Linked DNA regions of Mus musculus: region 1 is linked to region 2. The links are chromatin loops, found by intact Hi-C in ENCODE. Cell type or tissue: left cerebral cortex. All regions are shown on one strand. Links, peaks and the distances in the headings refer to the core of each region. The heading gives the core; the rest is flanking DNA. Region 1 holds the start of Ufsp1 (UFM1-specific peptidase 1). Region 2 holds the start of Mir6418 (microRNA 6418).

Region 1 (8,273 bases), core at 274-8,273, 230 kb after region 2:
AGGAGGTAAGAAGCTGCACACCTTGGGATGGGGTAAGGAGGCCACACTGGCTCCGTTCTGGGACAGTGCTGATAAACTTTGTTATGTAGGTTTTTTCGCCGTGGCTGGGTGACTTTTGACCGCAGTGTTAACATTAAGGAGATCTGTTGGAACCTGCAGAACATTCGGGTGAGTGTTGGGAGCGGGGCTATAGGAAGCATGGTTGGGCTCTGCTTGTCCATTTCTCCCGTGTCCACTCAGCCGTGAGGCTTCACCTGCAGGCTTCACTTCTGTCTGAGAAGTTCTGGGACTGTGACCATGGTTCAGTCCCCTTTGGGGAGAGCTTGGGTTCAAGGGTCTCTGTAGGGCCAACTCTCAGGGTGCAGTTCTGGGGCAGTCATGGCCTCCTTGTTAATTATGTCTCTATAGCTCCGGGAGTGTGAACTGAGTCCCGGTGTGAACAGAGACCTGACCCGTCGTGTCCGCAACATAAATGGCATTACACAGCACAAGCAGATAGTGCGCAATGACATCAAGTTGGCAGCCAAGCTAATCCACACACTGGATGACAGGACCCAGCTCTGGGCCTCTGAGCCTGGGACGCCTCCTGTGCCCACAGTCAGTGACTCCCAGGGGATGGTTTCTAGTGTACCCAATGGTTCCTTGTGCTACCCCTGACCTCATCTGCTTGTTTTCCTGATCCCTGGGTCCTATCCATAACCTCCTTTGTTTGCCCCTTTGTCTGGATGCTACCTCCTCTAGCTTCCAACAGCATAGTCATTTGTGGGTTAGGATGGACGAATGAGATTAGGAGACAGGGTTTGTCCGTGATGCTGATCCTGTCTTCATGGCCCAGTTTCTGCGCTGATTTCTCTGCCTTACTGTCCATGTCCTCCTCGCTAGAGCCTCCCCTCGCAAAACCCCATCCTGAAGAACATCACTGACTACCTGATTGAGGAAGTGAGTGCGGAGGAGGAGGAGCTTCTGGGGAGCAGTGGGGGACCCCCTCCTGAGGAGCCTCCCAAGGAGGGCAACCCAGCCGAGATCAACGTGGAGAGAGATGAGAAGCTGATCAAGGTGCCAGTTCCGACCATCTGGAGCATGCGTCCAGGGGAGTGCGGCATGCGGCTTTCTGTATCGGGGCTGAATAGTGACCTTGTGTGTCCACCCTCCCCGCCCCCCAGGTCTTGGATAAACTTCTTCTCTATTTGCGTATTGTGCATTCTCTGGATTATTATAACACCTGTGAGTACCCTAATGAAGACGAGATGCCCAACCGCTGTGGCATAATCCACGTTCGGGGGCCCATGCCTCCCAACCGAATTAGTCACGGAGAAGGTACGTTGCAGGTCCCTCATGTTGTCTTTCATGGCCAACCTCTGTCTACTGTCCCTCCTCTTCCCCCTTGCTCCAGTCTCCCTCTCAGCTTGCCTTTGTCACCCACACAGTGCTGGAGTGGCAGAAGACATTTGAGGAGAAACTGACTCCACTGTTGAGTGTGCGTGAATCCCTTTCTGAGGAAGAGGCCCAGAAGATGGGTCGAAAAGACCCAGAGCAGGAAGTGGAGAAGTTTGTCACCTCCAACACGCAGGAACTGGGCAAGGATAAGTGGCTATGTCCTCTCAGTGGCAAGAAATTCAAGGTCTGAGATGTGAAAAGAATTGTGAGGGTAGATTGGGAGGAGGGCTTGGGTAGCAAAACCCCTAAAAGCCTGGAGGAAGCTGTTACCTTCCAGCGGGGTTCGGTGGGGAAGAGACTGCAGCATGCTGTCCGTCCTCATCCGCTCCTCCCAGGGCCCGGAGTTTGTGCGCAAGCATATCTTCAATAAGCATGCCGAGAAGATCGAGGAGGTGAAGAAGGAGGTGGCGTTCTTCAATAACTTTCTCACAGACGCCAAGCGCCCAGCTTTGCCTGAGATCAAGCCAGCTCAGCCACCTGGCCCTGCCCAGAGTAAGATACGATCTGTGGTGGCTGCCATACCTTTGACTTCTTTCTTCTACTTTGAGAAGTGTGCTCCACTAACCTTCAGGCCCTATTCCTAGAATTCTTGTCAGTCCCTTTCCTCCCCCGCAGTAATTCATGTTCCTGTCCGTGTTGTACTCCCCCCAGGCCTGACCCCAGGACTTCCCTACCCACATCAGACGCCACAGGGCTTGATGCCATATGGTCAGCCCCGGCCTCCCATCTTGGGCTATGGAGGTGAGTGTGGAAAGGCAGTGCAGGGGTTTGGTGTCTGTAGGCGGCTACAAAGCTTAGGCTGAGGTTGAGGTCAGTTTTTAGTTCACCCTGGGTCTTTGTCATAGCTGGTGCTGTCCGCCCTGCAGTCCCAACAGGAGGGCCTCCATACCCCCATGCTCCATATGGTGCCGGCCGTGGGAACTATGATGCTTTTCGAGGCCAAGGCGGTTATCCTGGGAAACCTCGGAACAGGTGAGCACGAACGATGCCCAGGCTGCCTTTCCCCGTCTCTGACTATAGGGACATCTGTTCACATTTCCTTTATCTCACAGGATGGTTCGAGGAGACCCAAGGGCCATAGTGGAGTATCGGGACCTGGATGCCCCGGATGATGTTGACTTCTTTTGAGCCATCCATGTCCCCTCCTGCATTGCTACATCAGTACCCGTGACCACTTTATCCCATCAGCTGAAAAGTTTTTTGTACGTTATTTTACCCGCTAGTAAAAACACTTTGGTAGTGTGTGTTAACTGTGTGCTGTATGTCCCTTCCCAAACACAGGCTGGGCCATAGTAAGCTGAATTACGCCAATTTATTATTTTTCAGAACAGTATCTCTAATTCCAGCTTGGCCTTGCTGTGTAGACCAAGTTGGCTTTGAACTCAGATTCACCTGCCCGTATCATTGTGCCAGGCCCAAACTTGATCGCGGTGGGGGCCTGTGCGAAGTAAATAGGTGGCTGTGTTTAGTCTCAGTTCTGGGATCTACCCAACGGTGCAGGTAGGGCGTGGTGATTCAGAGATTTCTGGTGAAGCACAAGTTGTAGAAGGAATTGGAATCAAAGACGCTTTTTACCTTTTGCCAGCCCACCCATCCAGCAGCTTGTAGTTCACAACGGTTTTTTGGAGTGCCCCAGTAGTGTGGGTCCAGTATCAAGACATAGACTTCTGAACCTGGCCCCTCACAGATCCCCAGCAGGGCCTTGGACTGGGCATCTGCATCTCCTCCTACCATTACTGGGCCCCCACCCGTTGTAAAGTGTGAATAAAGCCGCTCCTCTTCTCCCCTAAGCCCTACTCCGCGGGGCAAGTGGCATAGGCGCCCTTGAGGTCCTCCGAAGTGTTCTAGGCAGAGACTGGCCTCTACACAGCCGATCCAGTTACGGGAGCCCCGGAATCCGGGGGGCTTGTCGCCCATGGCCTCTAGGGCTCCCTGCAAGGCTGGCAGTCCAGGCACGCCCGAGGACTGGCCCCCTGGCCAGGAGCACAGCGTCTGCAGGGTGCGGTAGCCGCATCCCCAGCCACGGTCATCCAGTCCATCGCAACCATAGTGATAGTAAAGGTAGTGGCCTGAGAGGAGGGCCAGTCGGGCGGGATCATGGCAGGGCACAGGCAGGCCCAGGTGCACGTCCTTCAGCAGCTCCAGGGTGCTCGGTAGAGCAGCTGTCATCGAGGCAGGGCCAATTCCGGGTTCCTGGTGTTTTCTGGGACTAGCTACGGGCAGTGTGGGCACGTAGAACCGGAGAACTCTCAGCAAGCAGGCTAGCGGCAGGAGAGATGATTCCACAGGCAGACGAATTAAGGAGCCTTCTAAAAGGCGCCGGCAAACCAGCCTGGCTGCGCAGTCGCAGGCTCCGCCCCTAGGGGCGGGCCCAGCGCTTGCTTCCGCCGGATGCTGCGGGCAGGGTGCCTCAGTGCTCACCAATCCCGAGGCTTCTGTTCCCAGCGTCTCTGACCTCATCCCCGCCCCAACTTCCCGCGTGTTGCACAGACTCTGGTGGCTGTAACAGTTTATTGGCGGCCCAGAGGGGCGAAGGCACCGCGGGGAGGGGAGCTTAGCCCAAGACATGCAGAAGATGGGGAGCCCCTAGTGGGAGGAAGTCGGGGAGGAGTGGACAGGGCCTGGGGGCTCGGTCGTATTATATCCCAGCCCTTAAATAAATAGTGTATATACAGCTAGGGGCTCGGGCAGGGCGGCAGGACCTGGGGTCCCCCAAGGGGTCACAGGTCTGAGCAGCGCTCCTGCTTGCTATAGTGGTCGAACTGGTTCTTCCAGTGCACCATGTAGGAGCTCCAGCGGTGGAACTCGGCCTTCCACTGGCGCTCCGCCTCGTCCAGAGTATCTGCGGCCAGGGCACCCCGCAAGAGTGGGAGAAACGGAACAGGTCGGGTAGTGGAGACCGGTCGTGAGTGCGCCGGCACACACGCATTGTCGGAGGCCGAGCGGGGTGGTGGAAAGAGAACAGTGGATGATCCGGAGAATGAAGGGAGAGGTGGAACAGGAAGGAGAGGAAGAGATAAAAATCACCGGAAGACGGAGGGGAGGGACAGGATCAGAGTGGGAGAAGGGTTCATGGGTTAGTGGGGAAAAGAGAGAAGATACAGAAATAGTTGGCGATTATAAGGCCCTTTGGCTGACGCCAACTAGCCCCGGATCCTTCTCCCCTCAACACCAGGCTCAAGCTCCAAAGGATAATTTTTTACATTAAAAAAAAAAAAATCCTGTTTTTTGAATTTTTGTTTAACAAAGATCCCTGAGTCTGTCCATTTTGTCTCGGCTTGAGAATGGAGTGGGGTTCTGTATCCCTGAGAGGGGCCCCTTCTCAGCTACACACTAGAGTAAGTGTGCTTTGAGACCAGAAGGGGAAAGGATTGCAGTTAGAGCCACGGAAGCCCGGAGTGGAGGAGGAAAAGGAAGAAGAGGAGGGACAGGGCTAAGTCCGGCCCGGGCCTCGGGGCCGCCTCCCCATGGGCGGGGCTTGGGCAGGTGCAAGGAGCCTCCGTGGCTGGGGAGGTGGAGAAGAGAGGGATTACACCCTGTGTTTTGCACCCCATCTCTCTCCCCTCCTTCCAACCCTTGCCGCCTTGTGCATTCCCTGCTCCCCCCACTCCATGCGCCTACCGGTGGCGCTGAGCAATTTGGGGAGAAAGCGATTCCAGAAGGCGCAGGTCTGGGCGCGCAGTCCCCGCCGCACCTCTAAGGGCTTCAGGTTCAGGCTCACATATTGCTGCGCGGCAGTGGTGTACGGTGGCCACTGTGGAGATTTGGAGTCTCGAGGGTCATTGGGGTCCCTGAGGAAGGAAAGGGAAATCTCAGCCTGCCCAGAGGAATAAGGAATGAAGACGTGGATCCTTTTCCTGACTCTGGACCCTCTTCAACTCTTAACACCCAACTCTCTTCTCCCTACTCCAGCCAGCCCCCCACCCCCGCCCTCGCCCCGTGTGAGTGTGTGTGTGTGTGTGTGTGTGTGTGTGTGTGTGTGTGAGAGAGAGAGAGAGAGAGAGAGAGAAATGAGTGCTGCCAATGCTTCTGCCTCAGTTTCCCAGAGTACGGATTTACAGACATGGATAGGTTCCCTTCTCATTTTAAGTACCTTCTACCATTCCACCACCTAGGGAAGTTTTCTTTCCACTGGACATCTCTGTCTCTTTCTCCATTTCCCTTTGTTTTCAAAGTCTTTCTAGCTGGGTGCGGTACTACAGGCTTTAATCCCAGCACCCGGGAAGCAGAGGCAGGCTAATTTTTCTGAGTTTGAAGCCAGCCTGATCAACATGGAGATTTCCAGACCAGCCAGTGCTACATAGCGAGACCCTATTTTAAAATAAAAATTCTAGGATTGTGCTTTTAGCTGTGTAGGTAGGTGCAGTCCTGTCTCTACAATTATTACTTTTACTTTGGGAAACGAAAATCAGATGCACCCAAGGGTTTGTGCATGCTAGGTAGGTAAGTACTAACTGAGCTACACCCCCAAACCTCTACTGCCTTTCTCTGTCGTCATCATCATCATCATCTGTGTGGGTTTGTGTGTGAGTGAGAGAGATTTGAAGGTCAGGGGTAGCTTTGTGGAGAGCCACTTCTCTGTGTTTCAGGGATTCAACTGAGATAGGCTTGCAGGGCAATCTCTTTTATCTGTTGAATACCAGTTACCTCGCTGTCTTTTAGAGTGCTGGGGTGGCCTCATATACATTTGCTTTTCAGCCGTCTACCATGGAGCTGTTCCCAGCCCTTATGGGGGCTCTCACTCTGTCGTGTCCCAGCTAGTCTGGAACTGTATACATTAGACTGTCTTCTCCCTCCTGTGCTGGGATTCAAGGTTCCCAGCTGGTTTTGTCTTTTAAGGACTCCCTGTTCTGCCTGCCTTGTTCTCCGGCATCACCTGAGACTTTCTCTTCACCCCTTAACTTTGTGAAGGTTTCTTCTTCTTTTTCACTGCCATCCATGGGTACCCCTCTCCCCTGGACCCCCAGACGCCATCCCCACTCCAATACCACTGACCCTGTGCGGGCAAAATTGGTCCAGTATTTCATAAGTCGCTGAGCAAAGATCCTCTCCTCCGTGGTGTAGTTCAGCGAGGGATCCAGGGGGAGCCCAAAGATGAACTCGATTTCATAGCCATGGGGCACCCCCATCCAGAGGGGCCAAGTCAGTGTGGAGGCACGGTGTTCAAAGATGTAGGCATAGACCCGGGCCCCTTGGGCAGCCAGTCGCCCAGCCAGCTGGGCCACAGGGCACACAACGTTGTGGTCGCCTACCACTGCACTCATGGCATCTCTCAGGTGAGTAGGGTCCTCAGGGTGCAGCCAGTCTGTGTAATGCAGGACCACAGCCTCGGCTGCCAGGTCACTTGCTTGGGGTACACCGATCCGCACCCCAGCCAGGAACTGGGCCCGGCTGATGAGAGATTCATTGTCTTTGCTGAAGCCTGGGACCCCGTAAACCAGAAAGTAGGAGCCCTCGTCCTTCACCACACCCACCAGCACCTGAGGATAGTTGGAGATGGGGGAAAGGATGGAGAGATGATAGAGAGGCACACAGAGACAGATGAGCAACCTAATAGCCAGAGAGACGAACCATTACAAAGCCAGAACTGTGTAGAACAGAGAGCGGGGTGGGGGTGGGGGTGGGGTGGAGAGACAAGGCGTGGAGGAAGAAAAAAATATACCCATAGTTTCTTTTTCGCCCGGCAACCACTTTGGGATCTGAACCACTCGGCAGGGAAGGACTGATTTTGGGACCCACAAACTTGGACCTCTAACAGTGGATCTGTAGTAAGCCCTCATGCCTGGGTCCCTGGGAAAGGGGGAAGGACGGATGAAACCCAGAAGAATCTGGTCTGCCCCTATCAGCCATTAGTCACCTGCAGGTCTTGAAAATCTCCAGTATTGATGAGAGCCTCCGGTGTGTCACTGAGGAAGTCCCCGTCTACCACAGGCACGAAGGAAAATCGGAAGATACTTTCTTGAGGCAGGACGTGCCACTCGTGGTCCACCAGGTCCTGAGCGGGCCTTGTCCTCAAGCAGGCTATCAGCTCGGTGTCATTGCCACCAGCGCCACCTGGGGGACAGCCCACAAGGCGGGCCAGCAGTGTGGCCCTGCGCCTGGCCTCTCCAGCACTCACAGTGGCCCAGGGCCCATTGGGTGTGCCACTCTGGAGGACAGCCCTGTGGAAGAGGCTCCTGCTGGGCAGGGACAGTATGTGCATGCCCACGGAGGCTGCACCCGCACTCTCCCCAAACAGAGTCACTGACATCGGGTCGCCCCCAAAGGCTGCAATATTTTCTTGCACCCATTGCAAGGCAAGCCGTTGATCCAGCAGACCTACATTGCCAGGGGCTTCTCTGCTTCCTGGTAGGGCCAAGAAGCCAAAGGTTCCCACTCGGTAGTTCATAGATACCAACACAGCTCCCTCAACCTGGGCCAGGAAACGGCCGTCATACACATCCAAGGAGGCCGCTCCGCTGTAGAAACCACCCCCATAGATCCAGATGAGGACAGGTGTGGGAGAAGCAGGTCTGGGGTATGGTGTCCACACATTAAGATACAGGCAGTCTTCACTCAACTCTCGGTTGGGGTTCCACATCTCAGTACCCTCAAACCCAGGGTACAGGGTGTCCACGTACTGGTAGCAGACATTTTGGAAGGTGGTAGCATCCAACACTCCTGACCAGGGCCGCTTGGGCTCTGGTGGCATAAATCTACGTGAGCCCACAGGTGGCTCTGCAAAGGGGATGCCCAGAAAAGCTGAGACTGGGCCTCCAGGGGCCTTCAGGCGGATGCCCCTCAGCTGGCCCCCTCGAACCCTCACCAGCAGCTGCGGGTCTTCCCGGCCCTCAGCC
Region 2 (8,313 bases), core at 292-8,291:
GCCCTGAAGGAAGATTGGGGAAGTCGTTTGTTCCTTGGCAACGCAACGTCTTTCGGTGCCGGAGACCCCAACCTTCCCTGGGTACCACGTCCTCTGTTCCCCCTGCCTAGCAGATCCTTTCCTGGCCGTGCGCTTCCACCCCGCCTTTCCCTGCCGCTTCCCGGGCCGTCTTGGGACCTGACGTCAGCCTTGCATTCTCCCCCCCAACCCCCCAGGCCTCGGGCCAGCGGCCAGGAGCTGCCTCCCCCAGCCCCCGTCCCGCGGCCCCCAGCCGCCCCCAACCCCGCCCCACGGGCCCGGCGCCATGAGTGAGCTGGAGCAACTGAGACAGGAGGCCGAGCAGCTCCGGAACCAGATCCGGGTGAGGGCCTGGTGGCTGTGATGGGGAGGCCGAGCCCAGCCAGGCGTGGCTTGAGTGTGCTGCTTCCCTTTGACCTGAGTAGAATGGGTTGCCTGTGGCCGGTGTGTGTCTGTCTGTTGCAGGGTGGGAGGAGAAAGGGAGTCCTGGTCTCCAAATGTCTCCCGGCTCATCTTCCCCTTGTCTCCTGTTTTCTTCACTCTTTCCTCACCTCTTTGCACTTCTCTCCTTTCCCTCTCTTGCACTGCCCATCATTTACAGGACGCCAGAAAAGCATGCGGGGATTCCACACTGACCCAGGTGAGGTGACTACAGAGCTACCCTGGGGCACTGAAGAATGGGAGGTGTTGGATGGTCTTCTGTTGCTTGGGTCTCTATGTACCACCTCAGTCGCTCCGTTGTTCCAGATCACAGCTGGGCTGGACCCAGTGGGGCGAATTCAGATGAGAACACGGAGGACCCTCCGTGGACACCTGGCAAAAATCTATGCCATGCACTGGGGGACAGACTCAAGGTGCGTGGGTGGCCCCTGCTTTAGTATGTCTAGGTTCTGGGGTGATTTTATATAATGGGCAGAATGATAGTACAGGGTGTGGGGAGGACTCTCAGGTCTGGGGGGAGAATCTGTCAGTAATTTGGGAAGACTGATTCCCAGTATCCTTGGAAGACCAGGGATCCAGGATCATCCTGAGAGGATTTGGGGGAATGCCTCTAAAAAGCTTCTCTAGCCAGGGAGGGTTAGGGGGCCTCTCTTCCACACCCTGAGCTGTCTGCCACTGGCCCGCCAGGCTGCTGGTCAGCGCCTCCCAGGACGGAAAGCTCATCATTTGGGACAGCTACACCACTAACAAGGTAAAGCGGGTACCCAAGGTGGGTGGGGCAGGGCTGTCAGGCCCTGGCTGACTCTGACTCAGGGTGCTGCTCTCCTCTAGGTCCACGCCATCCCTCTGCGTTCCTCCTGGGTCATGACCTGTGCCTACGCCCCCTCAGGGAACTTTGTGGCCTGTGGGGGTTTGGACAACATCTGCTCCATCTATAGTCTCAAGACCCGAGAGGGCAATGTCAGGGTCAGCAGAGAGCTGCCTGGCCACACTGGTGAGTGGAGCCAGAAGAGGCAAGAACACGGTCAGGGGAAGGGAAGAGATGCACTGTCCTCTAAAATGCCTGACTGCAACCTCCTTTCTCCAGGGTACCTGTCATGCTGCCGCTTCCTGGACGACAACCAAATCATCACCAGCTCTGGGGACACCACCTGGTGAGGCTCTGCCGTGCTGGCTCCCTGCCTTCGGGGGATCCAGGGCCCAGCAGGTGGCAGGCACACTTCTGAGCACCTAGTCTTCCCCTCTGCATGGTGGCCAAGTGGCTCCCCCACTATTTCGGGTTCTTGGCCCTCTTTCTAGAGGGCCCCGTCAGGGTTGGGCTCATACAGTAGTTAAGCCAGGGTTTCTGTCCTCTAGTCCTTTCCTAATCCTTCCTCCTGTTGCCTCTCCAGTGCCCTGTGGGACATTGAGACAGGCCAGCAGACGGTGGGGTTTGCTGGACACAGTGGGGATGTGATGTCCCTGTCACTGGCCCCCGATGGCCGCACCTTTGTGTCAGGTGCCTGTGACGCCTCCATCAAGCTGTGGGATGTTCGGGATTCCATGTGCCGACAGACATTCATAGGTCACGAGTCGGACATCAATGCCGTGGCTGTAAGTCAGGAGGAGTATGGTGAGCTGCCTGCCCCCTGTATCCCACACCCCTGGCTTTGCCTCACACTCTTATCATCTCTGGCCCAAATCTTGCAGTTCTTCCCCAATGGCTATGCCTTCACCACGGGATCAGATGACGCCACTTGTCGCCTCTTTGACCTGCGGGCTGATCAGGAGCTGCTCATGTATTCCCACGACAACATCATCTGCGGCATCACCTCGGTTGCCTTCTCGCGCAGCGGCCGGCTGCTGCTCGCTGGCTACGACGACTTCAACTGCAACATCTGGGATGCCATGAAGGGTGACCGTGCAGGTGAGGACTCTGGGCCCACAGAAGGCAGAGATGGGAAGTGTGGGCCAGACCGGTTCCTACATCCTTCCCTTTGTTCTCCAGGTGTCCTCGCTGGCCATGATAACCGTGTGAGCTGCCTTGGGGTCACAGATGATGGAATGGCCGTGGCTACAGGCTCCTGGGACTCCTTCCTCAAGATCTGGAACTAACCTCCCCAACCCCAGATGGGCCCAGGCAGGGAGCAGCCCTGCCCATGCCCACACTACAGGCCCGGAGCTTTGGGGCTGGGTACATGTGCCAAGCCTCCCTCCCTGGGCTACAGGGCCTCCGGTCCTGCTCCCATACCCAGGTTTGGTTCCTCTAGGGGGGGGCCCCCACTGTGGAGATAAAAGTCGGGGATGGAATGGGGGAAGAGGAAGGGCAGGAAAGCCCTCACCCTTTGCTGCCCTGGGGCCATGGCCTCACCCCTCTGGAGGGCCAGAGGCAGGAGGTGGAAACTCCAGGGGCTGGCTTTTTTAACTGGTTTTATTTTAATTTTTATTATATTTTCAGTTTTTCCATAAAGGAACCACTTCCAACTCTGTACCTAGTCTCCTTGCTTACTGTCCCCCTTTCTCCAGAAAGCAGACAGGCAGTGGGTATTGGGCTCCTCTAAGCGATAGCAGGTACCCCATTCTTGCTCTACATGAGGCTGAGTCCAGCATTTCCCAGATGCACCCCACCACCACCACTGTGCCCTTACCCCAGCTCAGTCATGGAAAAGCTGGCAGACAAGGTAGACTGGGAGAACACACCAAGTTTTATTGGGAGTATTTACAAGAGTGGGTATTAGGGAAGTCACACAGGGTAGAGGTAGGGTAAACTGGGATACACAGGACACCCACACTACCCTGAACCCCAAGGGGGTAGGGTGGGGCAGTGGGGCCCTGTAAGACTGGGATGGGGAAAGGATTAAGATGGGGGGGGGGGGTCTGAGTCCCTGGGCTGGGGCTCAGGGCTTGTAAACATTGGCCACTCTCAGAGGGGATGGGGTGGGAGAGGCCCCACACTTCCTCACAGGGTTAAGGCCTCTCCAGGCTCATGGGCCCCCAAGTTCAGTCTCTTTAGCTGGGGGGAGGGGTAGGAAGAGACAAGTGCCCTCCCTCCCCCTGCATTGGCTGTGGCAGGGGCAGGGTAGGTTACATTCAGTCACAACAGGAGTCTCTCCCATCCCTCCAATGCCACCACAATGGCAAGAGGGAAAGGGAGCTGGGGGGCCAGCAGCAGCAAGACGTTTCCCCCTGGCCCATCACCCCCTTATTGCTTTAGAGAGAATATTGTCTTTTCACAGACGCTAACACTGTCAAAACCAGGGAGAAGCAGGTGGAGGGGCCCTTCCACCCAAAGCCAGCCTGATCCCCAACACTGACCCAGTTGCCACTTTGGTGCAAAAAAAAAAAAAAAGAAAAAAAAGAAAAAAAAAAAGTGGAAAGGAAAACAAAAGGTCACCTCTGTGGGGATGGATGGGAAAGAAGAACCTGGGGCCACTCCCTACTTCCCCAGGACAGAAACTAGAAATACATTCATGGAGGAGGCAGTGGCAGGCTCGCTCGCTAGCCCTAATACTGCATTCTGAGCAATGAGGTCGATGGGAGAGTCACTAACACAGTATATTAAAAAGAAAGGGGGGGGGGGGGGCAAACAACAATGAAGACAAGCATGGGCAGGGCGGGAGGGCTAGGAGTGAGGTCGGCGAGCAACAGGCAAGGCAGCCCCCAGCCAGGACACAGGCGCTCTCGACCTCCAGCCTTACACCCAACACAAAAAACATCAAGGAGAGGGGCTGCTCACTCCTCTCCCATTTGGTCAATGGAGGGGTCAGGTACGGAGCTGTGGTCTGCTTCCCACACAGCTGGCTGCTGATCAGGGGGTTCTCACCACGGGGCCCCCCTAGGTTCCGCCCCAAGCCACTCCTTCGGTGTCCTTCCCTCACAAGCAAGGCCTCGGCCATGATAAAAGGAGGGGTGTTCTCCAGCTCCTGGAGGAAGGGCTGAGTCCCTTCTCAGAGGGGGTGAGACGGGCTTGGGGGCCAGAAAATACATTCATGTGGCAAAGGCAGGGAGCTGGGGCTTTCAGTGTCACACCCAGGCTGTCCCCCGAAATGGCAGCAGTGGGGGTCAGCCCCTCAGCAGGCCTGAGTTCAGAGCCCAGCTGACAGGCTGGCACTGACAGGGCTTTCCCCAGCTCCCTCAGCCAGTGTGGGAGGGCTGTTTCGGGGGTGTGGGGAGAGGGAGCTGAGGCAGCTCATCCAATTTGTGCAACGTTCCTCCCAAAGCAGCTGAGGTAAGGGGCGACTCTGGCCCCTTACCAGGACACCTGCCACAGTAACGGCCACAGGAGCTGATCACAGCAGGTCCAGTGGGCGGGGCTTCTGGAGAGGGCCTCCGCTCGCTCGCTGTGCAAACTGCCAGCACCCAGCTGACAAGTCACCCCAATGACCCACCTTCTGGGGCAGCAGGGTAAGTGCAGCCTCAGGGAAGCCAGGCAGGACAGGTCCATGGGGCCTGGTACCCACTGGCCAAAAATAACAGTGTGATTTTTTTTTTCCTTTCAGCCTAACTTTTTTTTTCATTATTTTTTTTATCTTTTTTTTTTTTTCTAAAAAATAAAAACAAAACAAAACAAAAAACCAAAAACAAACCTCTGTGGACCTTCCAATGTCACACCCATTATTCCCAAAGGGGTGTAGGGGTCTACCGTCTAGCTTTTGGATGATATTTCTGTCTCTCCTAATGTTTAAAATTAAAGAGGAAAAGAAAGGCCCCTCCCCCATCTGTAAAGTGCCTCGTGGCGGGTGAGTTAAGGTGCATCGTGTGGTTTGTAACAAGTGCTGGGGACCCTGCCCCACTCGCTCGCTCGCTCGCTTCCTCCTCTGCTCCCTGTGGGAGCCTGCAGGCTGGAGACCCAAGGGTCCATGCTGCTGCCACCACCCGAGTCTAAGGCCCAGGGGGCAGGTGGGACAGGCTGGTCAGTAGTCATCCACGCTCTCGATCTCACCGGAAGGGCCGTGCAGGGAGTACCCTGAAGCCAGGGAGAAGCAAGAGTAAGCTTCCCCAGGTCCGCTGAGACCTGTGCAGGGAAAGCAGAGCTTTCCAGTCCCACCCGACACTTACCCAAGATGCTAGGGTCGGAGTGAAGCATCAGTGCCCGCCTTTTGGCCTTGCTGCCCTCCCCAGGGCCCAGTTTGGTGCTGTGGTTGGCCTGAAAGGCTGTCTGTAGGGAGGTGCTGCTCAGCCAGGCCTCCTAAGGCAAAAGAGGACAGAGTCAGGAGAGCCCTGGACATCCTGCCTCCCCAGGTCCCACAAGACTCCACCTGCTGCTGCTGCTGCTGCTGCTGCTGCTGCTGCTGCCGCTGTTGGCTGGCTTTCTGCTTGGCCCTCCGCTCCAGGAATTGTTTGGCAAATTCTTTGGCTTCCAGCGTGTCCCCCAGGCAGGAACGAATATAATCATGGACATCGTAAGGGGACTCCACCTCCTTGAGGATGGCGACAGCCATGGGAACTACAGAGAGGGGATAGTCAAGCATGCTGGACAGGTCTGGAGTCCCTAGAGCCAGTAGAGCCTCTCAGGCGCCTCCGTACCGTCTAGGCTGCCCGCAGTGCTCAGGGTGTGCAGCATTTGCTCACACCACTGCGTGAAGCCGTCCTGGGGCCGAGGGATGCCCTGCAGCAGCTTCAGCAACTTCTCTTCCTCTTCTGTCTTTTTGCGAACAGGTCGGCCTGACAGGTGGCTGTACGAGTCACTGAGGTAGGAGGGGAATTGGAGGCCACAGATAAGCCCAGACCTTAGCATCCCTTCTTCCTGACAAGCCCCACTAGGCAGGCGCCTCACCTGAGAGACGGGCTGCTCCGACTGCTCTTCAGGCCCAGGCTTCGGGCCAGGCTCCCGCCACTCTTGAGAGTATCTTCCCAGAGTCCCAGGTTGCCACCGCTGCTGCCCCCACTCTTGTCTGGCCCGCCCCATAGTGGCCCAGCCTCAGACACCCACTGGTTCAGAGGGGCAGAGCCCAAGCCCCCAAGCTGCTGCAAACGGCAGGAAGTCAGAGGGGCTCTAAAATGGGACCCTGGACATCTAGGCAGGGAGGCTCATTTGGGGGCAAATTGGAGGGCAGGAGGTGAAGACTAGGGAGAGGGGCCATCCTTCTAATAATGAAAGGACATAGGTCTTCAGCTCTAGGAACATGAGCTCAGGGACACCTCCCCCCAGCCCAAGCACTCCTGGAAACTGCGGCAGAGGGGCTCCCTGGGGCAGGTGCTCACCACTCGGTGGTTGGGGGCCTGGGCCCGCAGAGGCTCCCGCGGTGCCGCCTGCTTGTGCAGTTGGCGCTCACTTTCCATCTGCAGCTCCAGCAGAGTCTTCATGGACAGGCCCTGCTTGGCTAGGCCAGCCCAGAGCGGGGGTGGGGAGCTGGGTGCAGGGGGCACAGGGACATTCGTCGCTTGCTGCTGCTGTAGCAGCTTCAGCAACAATTCCTGCTGCCGTACCTGGGTAGGGACACAGTGGGTGAGGGTGGCCCGCAGGCCCCAGGCCCAGGCTAGGGTCAGGAGACAGGAGGGACTTGAACCTGCTTGCGCCGAAAGAGCTCCTCCTCTTCCTGCCGTCGCTTCTGCTCCTCCTGCTGCTGCTGCTGTTGGCGCCGCTTCTCCTCCCGTCGTTTGCGCTCCTCCTCCTCCCGCTTCGCCCTGAGCTCCACTTCTCTGCGCTCTTGAAACTGAGGCGACAGGGACTTTAGGCAGCAGGGAGGCTGAGCTGCCTCAGCCGGCCTTTGCCATGTCAGCCTGCTCTACTTACTTTATGCTGCAGTTGGAGCTGTTCTAGAATTGGACCCTGAGTCGAAGAGTTAATTGGTATGTCCCAAAGACTGGCCTCACCACCTGCAGGAGGAACAGGCAGCTGCAGAGGCCCAGGCCCAGCAGAGCCTGCCTTAGATAGGAAGTAGAAACATTTGTCCCCAAATGAGCCTCCCTGCCTAGCTGTCCAGGGTCCCATTTTAGAGCCCCTCTGACTTCTGCCATTTGCAGCAGCTTGGGCGCTTGGGCTCTGCCCCTCTGAACCAGTGGGTGTAAGGCTGGGCCACTGTGGGGCAGGCCAGACAAGAGTAGGGGCAGAAGGAGACTCAGGAGTACAACGGACCAGGAGGTGGCATGGGGCAGGCAGGGTGGCCACTCACCTGACTGTGATGAAGCTGAGGTATGTAAGTCCCAGAGGGGGCCTGAATCTGGCACCGACAAGGACCGGCTCATCGTCGGGAGCAGGTTCTGGTCTCCACCTCTGAGAAACAAACCAATGGCCCTCAGGGTACTGCTCTCTTGTAGCCCGCCCTACTCCTCCTCTGCCTCACAACAGGACACATATTTACACTTTCTTACAAACACCAGTTCACACACAACCTGGGGCTGTGTGCAAACAGACTGACCTGGGGGTTTTGAGAGCCTGGAGCTGCTGCAGGAACGTAGTGAGCTGCTGCTGCTGCGGCGGCGTCAGGTCCCCCATAGCTGCCTTTTCCCGGAGCGTCGTACACTGCGGGAGCTGGCGGCTACAGACACACTGGGCTCAGACAGTGGACCACGCAGGACCACTCTCGTGCCCACAACAAGCCCCCAAGCTCCCCCCATACCTGCCAACCAGCTGCAGAAAGTGCTGGTGCTGCAGCTGCTGGTACAGGGCTGCCGCAGCCAGCTCCTGCTGCTTCTTCAGCCGCTCCTGATCCATGTTGCCCTGTGGGAGGTCAGAGCACGCCTGTGTGAGTATGCCCAGCAGGAGCATGTGAGGTGCTGGGAAGCCTGCGGTCCTGCTGCTGCCCCCACTGGCCTTCCCTGCAACCTGCCGAGCAGACAGTGCTCACCAGCAGCGGGGGTGGCGAGGGCCCTGGGGCAAAGGGCACACGGCCCCACATCTTGATCACCTCTCCCAGAGGCTGGAAACCCTCA

The links. Peaks named below come from ENCODE experiments on the same cell type or tissue, not always from the same donor. Only the 100,000 strongest peaks of a DNase experiment are listed, where the experiment ranks them.
Region 1: it touches region 2 in a loop (3-fold over the local background); 1 of 42 quality-filtered maps calls a loop at or near these places.

The regions. Positions count from the first base shown.
Region 1 is chr5:137,290,123-137,298,395 of GRCm38, reverse strand. Ache (acetylcholinesterase) reads right to left here. Exons shown (of 5, transcript NM_009599.4): 2 at 7,295-8,273; 3 at 6,433-6,917; 4 at 5,059-5,228; 5 at 3,930-4,279. The coding sequence ends at 4,158. Ufsp1 (UFM1-specific peptidase 1) reads right to left here and starts at 3,727. Exons shown (of 1, transcript NM_027356.2): 1 at 2,732-3,727. The coding sequence starts at 3,606. The coding sequence ends at 2,953. Srrt (serrate RNA effector molecule homolog (Arabidopsis)) reads left to right here. Exons shown (of 20, transcript NM_031405.2): 11 at 1-5; 12 at 90-168; 13 at 409-597; 14 at 883-1,056; 15 at 1,164-1,317; 16 at 1,428-1,621; 17 at 1,773-1,929; 18 at 2,077-2,178; 19 at 2,283-2,409; 20 at 2,490-2,692. The coding sequence ends at 2,565. It overlaps Mir8116 (microRNA 8116), which reads right to left and starts at 4,616; the gene lies at 4,520-4,616. It also overlaps Mir7036. In left cerebral cortex, for the core only: CTCF peaks have their summits at 3,779, 5,032 and 7,495 (motif pointing left); DNase peaks (open chromatin) are centred at 3,266, 3,846, 4,912 and 7,540; H3K4me3 peaks cover 2,389 bases; H3K27ac peaks cover 2,092 bases.
Region 2 is chr5:137,522,743-137,531,055 of GRCm38, reverse strand. Gigyf1 (GRB10 interacting GYF protein 1) reads right to left here. Exons shown (of 24, transcript NM_031408.2): 13 at 8,229-8,313; 14 at 8,001-8,101; 15 at 7,800-7,919; 16 at 7,554-7,654; 17 at 7,175-7,257; 18 at 6,948-7,094; 19 at 6,643-6,867; 20 at 6,215-6,405; 21 at 5,965-6,125; 22 at 5,697-5,884; 23 at 5,497-5,626; 24 at 3,121-5,404. The coding sequence ends at 5,352. It overlaps Gnb2 (guanine nucleotide binding protein (G protein), beta 2), which reads left to right. Exons shown (of 10, transcript NM_010312.5): 2 at 216-361; 3 at 620-658; 4 at 766-872; 5 at 1,147-1,210; 6 at 1,291-1,453; 7 at 1,547-1,613; 8 at 1,851-2,052; 9 at 2,149-2,365; 10 at 2,447-2,929. The coding sequence starts at 305. The coding sequence ends at 2,553. It overlaps Mir6418 (microRNA 6418), which reads left to right and starts at 1,462; the gene lies at 1,462-1,576. In left cerebral cortex, for the core only: CTCF peaks have their summits at 4,842 and 7,177; DNase peaks (open chromatin) are centred at 3,123, 4,560, 6,793, 7,116 and 5 more places; H3K4me3 peaks cover 1,088 bases; H3K27ac peaks cover 2,522 bases.